2 separate regions of the Homo sapiens genome follow, and region 2 is linked to region 1. The links are chromatin loops, found by intact Hi-C in ENCODE. Cell type or tissue: CD4-positive, alpha-beta T cell. All regions are shown on one strand.

Region 1 (5,000 bases):
AAATTTCCTAGGACAGATTTTATAGGAAGAGGAAGTATGGGGTTAAGATAATTGGTTCATTTTGACTGTTGAACTAGCGGCCAACGGCACAGAGCTCAATGGATGGTAACTGAGGCCACAGGAAGGTGGTTCAGTGAGAAGATTTAAGGGCCTGCGACATAAGACTGAAGAGCAGCAACATTTAACGGACATACAGAAGAAGGAGGGAGAGCTCCCAAAGGAAGCTGAGGATAGAAGAAAAGGCAGAAAAATTTTAAATATGCTATTATGGAAGCTTCAAGGAGACAAGATGGTCAACAGTGCCAAATGCCAAAGATTGAGCAAATAAGATGAGGGTTGAAAAGGATCTATTAAACAGTATCAAGAAGGTTATCAGTGATCTTGGTAAGAACCAGATGTACTGAGTAAATAGGAGGCCCAAGGTGGATACAATGAGGGTATTCTAGTTGTGAAGTGGAAAAGCTAGGGCAGTAGGTAGAAAGGAATGTGGAGTTAGGAGAGGACTTAAGATGCAATAGATCTGAGCATGTTTAGATGCTGGTAGGGGAGTCAAGAGAGGGCAACACTGGAGAAGGGAGGTCCTTGAGAAAGTGATGGTACTGGGATCCAGAGTTCAGGTAGGGGCAGCCTTAAAGGAGAAAGTAACAAATAGGAGTGGTGGTCACTAATAAGCTGGATGGTGTCTGTGGATATGGAAATTGTCAAAGATCTTGTGAAATATCTTTTCCCAAGATTAAGGCTCTTACTCTTGTCTGCATGTGCAGAGTGTGGCAGGATGGCAAAGTAGTTAAGGACTTAAATTTTTAATCCTGGCTCTGCCACTTACTAATGACTTTAGGGAAGTGGTTTAACCTCTAGCTGCTTCAGTGGCCTCAGACGTCATAAAATGGTTGAGAGAATTAAATGTGTTAATATGCATAAGCCATTCATGTTTGGCAAATATGAAATGTTAACTGTTATGACAGGGTTCTCCCTTTCCCATCTCTATTCTGTGCTTACTGTTCCTATCATATACCATGTATTCCCTCAAGTGAACAAAGATTCCTAACCAAGACACATCAAAGTGGCATTTACCTTGATAAATTAACTATAGTCCAAGATATTGACTTTGGTCAAAAATGTGATCTTGTTAGGGTTCCAGAATTGATCCAATTCATGTATTGAGCCAATGCATGTATTTTAATAGTGCTAAAAATATCTCTCTTCATCCAGGTATTGTATATACAGTGTGAATAAAACACAACAAAGGTATTAATTCAACAAAGTTTTCATCAATTACATGACAGACATTGTTCTTAGCACTTGGGAATCATCAGTGAGTCAAATGAATAAAGGTGATAAGGAGGGCTATTAAAAAAAGTAGATGGCCGGGCGAGGTGGTTCACACCTGTAATCCCAGCACTTTGGGAGGCCAAGGTGGACAGATCACCTGAGGTCAGGAGTTTGAGACCAGCCTGGCCAACATGGTGAAACCCCGTCTCTACCAAAAATACAAAAATTACCTGGGCGTGGTGGCAGGCGCCTGTAATCTCAGCTACTCGGGAGGCTGAGGCAGGAGAATCGCTTGAACCCGGGAGGTGGAGGTTTCAGTGGGCCGAGATGGGCTGGGCAACAGAGCGAGATTCAGTCTATTAAAAAAAAATGTAGAGCTGATAAAGGGAGGATTGTAACTGTGTATGTGAGAAAACTTACATTGCAATTTTAAATAGGGTTGTTAGGCTAAGCCTCATTAAAAAGGCATCATGTGAGAAAAGATGCAAGAAGCTGTTCTAAGCACCTGAACACGTAAACCAATAAACAGACCTCAGTGAGGATGTGACATTTCAGTTGAACCCCGAAAGATAAGAAAAAATCACACAGAGTGAGAAAAAGTGAAAACAAAGGGATGTCCAAAAATCCCTGACTGCCAGCTTATTGATTTACAAAGAGAACTATAGACCATCTATCAGATATTCAGATGAGCCTGTGCAATTATTCACTGTAGGTCTGGTGACAAGCCAACTCTTAAGTTTGCTTGGTGAATACATAATCAGAAAAGGACTGAGTTACATGATATGAACGTCTGACGGAATGGGCTCTGGGGAAGACACTTCCTTAACTCAGGAGAGCCCCTGCTCTTAAGCCGGGATACCCTCTCTCCCCTAGAGAAGGCGTGGATTCATCTGGCACAGGTGTGCCCCTCTTTTTTTATTCTATGCTCCAGTAGCGGATCAGACCCCGACTGAGTAATGCACGGTATTTCAGGATATTTCACAGTCGTTGGGATAGTGTCAAGCCTTTGAAGTTCTGGTTAAATTTTGTTCCTTCAAAATCACTTTGAATCTTTCTACTCTCACCCTTTAATGACTAATTTTTTGAAGTTTTTCCTCGGAAGACTTCCTTACCTTCCATGTTCTTGGGACACTTCGCTACCTCTGCACTGCCAAACACGGCTCCCCATCACTGAACTGAAAGCGAAAACAGCACAATCCCATCTATCTTTCTAGGCAGGCGCAGCTTCTTCATAAGACCTCGCCAAGACCCTATTATTTTGTCCCCTCTCTAATGATATACAACTTACTCAGAATCTCATTACGGTCGTGTGCATGTTTTACTTCGCCCTTTTGGCTCCCAGGGGGCGTGCACACAGCTAGCGTCCAACATGTTTTACGATATTTACCCTCCCTCCTGTGTTCGGGATCAACCGTTCCTAACAGTGAAATTAGGTCGTCCCAAGTGCTGAGGAGAAAGTGTGCACACAAGAGGCTTCAACACCGGCGGAGGCGACCCGCAAGTCCTGACCCACCGCCAGAAACACCGCGCGCGCCCAAGACCCCACGGCCGCCCACGCGCTACGGCCCGCAACATCCCGGTTTGAAGCGTTTCCGCTTCACCCACCTGCGGCTTCCGGTCGTACCCACGGCCTCGTGAGGGCTCGAGCTGGAAAAGTGCGTCATACGACCCCGAGCAACCGGCAGGCCTTGCGCGCGATGCTGCCCCGCCCCCTGAGGGCCGGCCCCCTGAAGCGCAAGAGAAGGAGGGGCGCGCAGGGATCGCGCCTAGTCTCTCCGCCTGCGGAGCCGTGGGGTCCCGGCAGCCCGCAGGAGTGCTAAGTAAGGGTCCTTCAGGGCGGGAACCAGGTTCCAGGCAGGGACGCAGGCTACGTTCGAATAAAAGTACCGAAGGTCATAAGGCCCCAGTTCAGATGGGACTTCCCCGCGTGACAGCACAGAGATAACGGCCAGCCCTGGGCGAAGGTAGGAGAGCGGGCGTGCCAGGTTGGAGGGGTCATTTCGTGGAGCGAGTTTAGGGGGAGCCCCCAGAAGCCCAGAGCAGTCAGGTCACACGACGGGCAGGAAGGAGTACCAGCAAATACTTTTTATTGAGCATACAGGTATTACGCTGGGTCTTTACATATCTCCTCCAAATAAGTGAGTCCAAATGGCAGGTAACTCGAAAGGTGAGAAATTCAAGTCAGCTTTGAAAGACACATTGCATTTAAAGGAAAAACGGTATTCGCAGATGATAATACAGGATGGAGTGGATCAGAAAACACACTGAGGCTACTGATCATTCCCATTTGCCAACTCACTGCAGTTGGCAAGAAAACTCTGTGACTCCATGAGATGGGAAATTACACCAGCAGTCAAGGTAGCAAGGTAATAGTTTCGGCTAAGTTTTGCTGCATAACAAACTGCCTCAAATAGTGGTTTATATCTCTAACGTGGGCAAGGTGGGTGATTCTTCTGCTAGTTTCTCCTGGGCATATTCATGTGGCTTCATTCAGCACAGGTTGGCTACGCTGGGCGGTCCAAGATAGCCTTATTCATGCTCTGGCAGGTGCTGCCTGGCTGCTAGGGCATCTCAATTCAGGCCTAATCTTGGAAGCAGCGCCTCAGCCATATTCTATTGGCCAAAACAACAACAAAGCCAGCCCAGAGTTAAGGCGTGGGGTAATGGACTTCACCTCTTGATGAAAGAAGCCCAAAGAATTTGTGGTCACCTTTTTCAACCTTGCACAGAAATTAATCTCTCCTTCAGTTAAAATAGAAACCACTAAGACTTGCCTCTTGGAGTAAGAATCATTCAGTGTTCAGTTTGCTGATGCTGATACGGTAAATGACCAGGGCTTCATATAAAGCTACAATGAAGACATAATGACACCTCCTTTCTTTATTATCACACCTTTTACCAAGGTCACTCTGAGTAAGTCTATCTTGTATTATGCAGGTGGGAATGAATTTTGTTCAGAGTTAACTGCACTAGGAATTTTCCTAGTTATTATTAAAAACAGTCACAGAATATTGTTGCTCTTTGCTTATATTACTTCCTTCTAAATTCCCTTTCTCTGAAATCTGAGATGGTACAACTTTGGTTTTTTTTCCTAGTTTCTTGATGAAGAGGTTTTAAAGAATCCCATTCCCTCCTCCCTGCTCCAGGACTTCTGTCCCTTGGTTATTCTTACCTTTACCTACTTCTTCAGCTTCTCCACTGGAACCTTTCAAGTGACACTCAAACATGCTGTACTCTTTAACAATCCTCCAGTGACCTCATTTCTCTTTCCACTTGTCATCCTGTCTGCTACCCTTCTGAGCCAAGCTTCTTGGAAAAACTGCTATACATCCAGTATCTACTTTCTCACTTCCCATTCATTGTTTCAACGTACTCCAAAATGGCTTTTCCCCATTATTCCAGCAAAAGTGCTTTTGCTAAGGTCACGGGTGACATTCATATTGCTAGATCCACTGGACTTTTCAGTATTCATCTAAGTGTTCATTTGACTACCTCAACCTGGAGATTCCTGTGGACAACTTTGACATTACCCTGTCAACTCCTCAGTCCCTTTTGCCAGGTTTTCCTCCAGCCTCACTGCCAACTCCGCAGTCCCCTTTGCCAGCTACCCTGATCTAGTCAGCCCTAAATGTTGGAGTTCCTCAGATCTTTATCTCACACTACATTTTCCTTAAGCAATTTCATTCATTCTATGGCTCTAAGTACCATTTCTGTATACAACTTCAAAA
Region 2 (5,000 bases), 520 kb after region 1:
CCATTACTTCTTAAAATCCATGTAAACCCACCTGCGGAGGTATCTACTTCCTTGAAGGTCTACCAAGGGCATACGCTGGAGAAAACTTACATGGGAGAGGATTTCTTCTGGGCTATCACACCGATAGCTGGAGACTACATCTTGTTTAAATTTGATAAACCAGTCAATGTAGAAAGGTTGGTGATTATTGAAATGTATGTGATCTTACAATTTGGATCTCTTATTCGTAATGTGATTTATAATAGATTTTTGTGTGTGTGCCTGACAGATGTGGGGACACAGTGGGGCCCAAAATGTTGGGCTTTAAATTACATGTAAAACAACTCCATAATAAAACGAGTATGTTGTTTTCAGATGTAATGTCAACATTTAACACGTTTGGTGAACTTCATTGGTATTTCTGGACTTAGTATATCTAGTATAATTTTTTAATACTTTTTTGCGGAACTCTCGAAAATCTCAAATTAGTGTTTATGTCTTTATCCTGGTATGTCCCTTGAAAATTGATCTGGAGCTAGTTGATTAGCCCAGCAATTTGGTTGAAATGATAAATTTGACAGAGTATGACTATTCTTAGTCAATAGTTTTACAAATGCTAGGTTATTTTCGGTACACCAGGGAGAAATTTACAGCCATTTTATGTTTTTGAGCATTTATGTTCATTTTACAAAATTTAGGACTTTCTTCCTTTTTTTTTTTTGAGACAGTCTCGCTCTGTCGCCCAGACTGGAGTGCAATGGTGCAATGTAGCTCATTGCAACCTCCACCTCCTTGGTTCAAAAGATTCTCCTGCCTCAGCCTCCGAAGTAGCTGGGATTACAGGTACCTGACACCACACCTGGCTAATTTTTTTGTATTTTTAGTAGAGACAGGGTTTCACCATGTTGGCCAGGCTGGTCTCAAACTCCTGACCTCAGGTGATCCACCCATGTCTGCCTCCCAAAGTACTGGGATTATAGGCGTGAGCCATTGTGCCTGGCCTGTTTTTAATTTAATAGTCGTGATTCCTTCAGTCCTTCTTCAGGTTTGGGTGTGTTCCCCAGATTGGCAGTGGCATACTTAAAGGAACATAGTTCCCCACTCTGTGGTGTTTCCTTTTATGTGTCCCAATGGGAGGGCCAATTTGATTTTTAGAATCCACCAGAAATCATTTTCAGTAATTCTATTTGAGGTGGTCAGAAACAATTTAGAGCTGTGATACAATGTTACTAATTTTCTTTTGTTACTCTAAACTGATTCCAAAGAGGAATTCAAGTTTTAAAAGTGTTTTAAGCATTGGGAATACCACTGGAAGAACATACAGAAATAGTTTTGAATAATATTTTGCACTTGCATGAGCATTTATTTGTTTTGCTGTTAAAGTTCATTTTTATACTATTAGTAATACTCTGCACTTTGAGATATTGTTTACCACTCAGAGAGCCAGCATAGAATTAGAAACAGCATAGATGTCCATTAGTATGTGTTTGGTTAAATAAAATGATATTGCCACGCAGTGGAATGCTGTAAGCAGTCATCAAAAATATTGACGTAGATTAGTATGTATTGACATGAAAACTTTCTTAGATATATACTAAGTGGGGTGAAAAGCAAATTTTATAACTTTATAGAATATCCTTATAGATCATTTTATAGATTATGGCATTATATGTGTATAGGATTCTAGAATATATAGCATTCTATATAGAGAGTATAGAATTATAGATTATAGAAGGATTTTTTGAAAAATAAAAACAATGTTTTACATATATTATGTACATAGAACAAATCTGCAAAAAATCTATTAAACTGTTAATAGAGGTGAGATAACAGGGACAGTTTCACTTGACTTGATACATTTATTTTGTGTGCTTTTTCCCTCAACAATCAATTTCTTTTTCTTAGTCTTTGACTTTTGAGAAAGTATAGATTCACACGCAGCTGTAGGAAGTAAAACTGAGACATCCTGTGTACCCATCACCCCACTTGCCCAAGGGGAGCATCTTGCAGACTGTGGTTTTGACACAGTATATCAAGATAAGGACCGTTTCTATCACCCCAAGAATTCCCACGTAACCTTTTACAGCCATATCTACTGGCCCACCGCTGTAACTGTATCGTAACCATACTGTGACTGGCTGAGCATTTTGAATGTGCGGGGGACTTTTTGTCAGTTCTCCTGAACTGATTGGAGCAGTCCTCTGAGGTAGATGGGACTGTCTGCATTATAGAAGAAACTCAGGCTCAGAAAGCTGAGGAAACTCGTGAAAGGTGACAATTCTAGTAACTGAGAGACCCAGGATTTGGACCCAGGTCTTTCTGACTCCTAAGCCTAAACTTTTAACCATGCAACTGAACTAGAGTTAGGTTTAGATTCAGACATACTTTGCATGTCTGACCTAGTTTCCTCCCTTCCCCACACCCTGAGAACGCATACGCATACTTACTAGTTTGTTTTCAGAGTATCAAAAACAGAGTATTATACTCACACCCAGAAAGTATTTTAGATCTGTCACCATATATCGATAATTAGTCATTCTTCAAATGCTTTTTTAATATTGATATTCAGATATTTTAAGAGGTTAATTTACTTTTAGTCTACTAATATTAAAGTTATTTGTATTGGATAGAACTAGTCTTTGTTTCTTTTATTATTATTATTTATTACTATTATTATTATTATTATTTAGAGATGAGTTCTTGCTGTGTTACCCAGGCTGGAGTGCAGTGGCACAGTCACGGCTCACTGTAGATGAGACCTTCCAGGCTAAACTCAAGCAATCCTCTCACCTTAGCTTCCTGAGTAGCTGGGACTACAGGTACATACCACCATGCCTGGCTAATTTTTTAATTTTTTTGTAGCGACGAGGTCTCACTGTGTTGCCCAGGCTGGTCTTGAACCCCTGACCTCAAGTGATCCTCCTACCTCGGCCTCCCAAAGTGCTGGGAGTACAGGTGTGAGCCACCACGCCCAGCCTAGAACTGGTCTTTGGACATGCCATGACTACTGGTTGTCCTAGTGAAGTTTTTTTCTGATATAAGATACAGCAGTATTATATAGGTGTTATAATTTTCTGGGAAGAGGGTTAAATATTTAAAGCATTATAGACAGTGACATAAAACTCATCCTTTTTGAAAATATCTAGGTACATTATTATGTTAAGCAGCAAACATAATTGTTTCTGACAGAAGGAATGAACTTATCACCTAGGAGTCATGCTCTTAAGTTTCTAAGTTCCCTACAACCATTCAGAACACATACTGTGCAGTTATTAGAAGCTCTAGCGTTGTCAACTTTGCTTGCTTAGAGTCTTGTGTAGAAAAGCTGACTCTGAGGTAAGGTCATTTTCTTGAATCTTTGTAAAATCTAGCCCGACTTGTGTTTTTATTTTGATGTTTGTATTTTCAGTTATTTGTTCCATAGCGGCAACCAAGAACATCCTGGAGATATTCTGCTAAACACAACTGTGGAAGTTTTGCCTTTTAAGGTATGACTGCTATTTCCTCTTACCTTTCCCTAACAACTAATACTAGTAGACTTAGCTTGAAGCTTTTCTTGTTTTTAAGGGGAAAGAAAATTCTCATGATTTGCAGGACTCAATGGTGAATAATATTAATTTTTTTTGAAATATGAAGCACTTTTATATTTGACGAGTGCATTTGACCCATTCATAGAAAGAGCCTTCATTTTGTTTTATCTTGGAAAGTAACAGGCCACACCCGGTGGCTCACGTCTGTAATCCCAGCACTTTGGGAGGCTGAGATGGGTGGATCATTTGAGGTCAGGAGTTCAAAACCAGTCTGGCCAACATGACAAAACCCCATCTCTACTAAAAATACAAAAATTAGCCAGGAATCGTGGCATGCGCCTGTAATCCCAGCTACTCGGGAGGCTGAGGCACGAGAATCACTTGAACCTGGGAGGTGGAGGTTGCAAATAATATGAACGTTTCTACTAGAAAAAGAAATGAATCGTATTTTATTTTATTTTATTTTATTTTATTTTATTTTATTTTTTTGAGACAGAGTCTCGCTCTGTCACTGGCTGGAGTGCAGTGGTGCGATCTTGGCTCACTGCAACCTCTGCCTCCCAGGTTCAAGTGATTCTCCTGCCTCAGCCTCCCGAGTAGCTGGGAGTATAGGTGCGTGGCACTATGCCCAGCTAATTTTTGTATTTTAGTAGAGACTGGGTTTCAGCACTGGCCAGGATGGTCTTGATCTCCTGACCTCGTGATCCACCCGCCTCGGCCTCCCAAAGTGCTGAGATTACAGGCATGAGCCACTGTGCCTGGCCTGAATCATTGTTTTCTTTAGTGTTTACTTGCTGTTTGTATTTTGAGTCCAAATTCTATGTGTTTTTAATGCCTGTTAATTAATACACAATTTAATTTATTGGTCTCTAAGGAATCCTTAGATTTCTTTCAAGTTAACTACACAGTTCTTCTATAGTTTTAATAGAAAATACTGTTCTGTTTAATTGATTTAATGTTTCATTTCCAACCACCAATATATTATATACAGATTCAAACGATGGCTTAAGAAAACATCTTTTATTATTAATCTAATAAGTTTTTTAAAGTTCAAGACTGAGATGATATTTCTCTTTTTAGGGATAGCTGTGTTACAAATGCCACTTCATCTATATTAAGATATATTAATAACTTAGGTTAAATAGAAAGAATTATTTTTGAAATTAATGCTTTTGTTTTATTTTAGAGTGAAGGTTTGGAAATAAGCAAAGAAACCAAAGACAAACGATTAGAAGATGGCTATTTCAGAATAGGTAATATCTACTTTAGTAAAATGGCCTTTATTTTTCTGGACTTACTCCTAAAGTACTTTTCAGTTCTTTTCAGATGTTAAGCAACTTGAGGATTACAATTACCAGTGTCCTCCAGGTTTTATGTGTGCTGTGTTGTAGTACTTGCTTTTATTATTTGACCCAAGTAGGATTTCATATCACAGATTGGGCTGTCTTTCTCGCTCCTTCCGTGCTGTGTGTCATGCTCTTGTTGATGCTC

What was found. A loop is a pair of places that touch in the nucleus more often than their neighbours do. Peaks named below come from ENCODE experiments on the same cell type or tissue, not always from the same donor. Only the 100,000 strongest peaks of a DNase experiment are listed, where the experiment ranks them.
Region 2: a loop joins it to region 1, with 3 times the contacts of the local background. A loop is called at or near these places in 4 of 110 quality-filtered maps.

Annotation. Positions count from the first base shown.
Region 1 is chr2:99,152,929-99,157,928 of GRCh38, reverse strand. TSGA10 (testis specific 10) reads left to right here and starts at 2,987. Exons shown (of 21, transcript NM_025244.4): 1 at 2,987-3,236. LIPT1 (lipoyltransferase 1) reads right to left here and starts at 2,962. Exons shown (of 2, transcript NM_145199.3): 1 at 2,878-2,962. RefSeq lists enhancers at 2,385-2,434, 2,465-2,544, 2,625-2,824, 2,855-3,084, 3,145-3,344 and 1 more. In CD4-positive, alpha-beta T cell, no CTCF peak of the experiment used is centred here; a DNase peak (open chromatin) is centred at 2,938; H3K4me3 peaks cover 2,205 bases; H3K27ac peaks cover 2,439 bases.
Region 2 is chr2:98,634,984-98,639,983 of GRCh38, reverse strand. MGAT4A (alpha-1,3-mannosyl-glycoprotein 4-beta-N-acetylglucosaminyltransferase A) reads left to right here. Exons shown (of 16, transcript NM_012214.3): 12 at 1-176; 13 at 3,389-3,467; 14 at 4,696-4,762. Among named protein-coding and RNA genes, the nearest start is that of UNC50, 29 kb to the right of the region's middle. In CD4-positive, alpha-beta T cell, no CTCF peak of the experiment used is centred here; a DNase peak (open chromatin) is centred at 2,043; H3K27ac peaks cover 2,741 bases.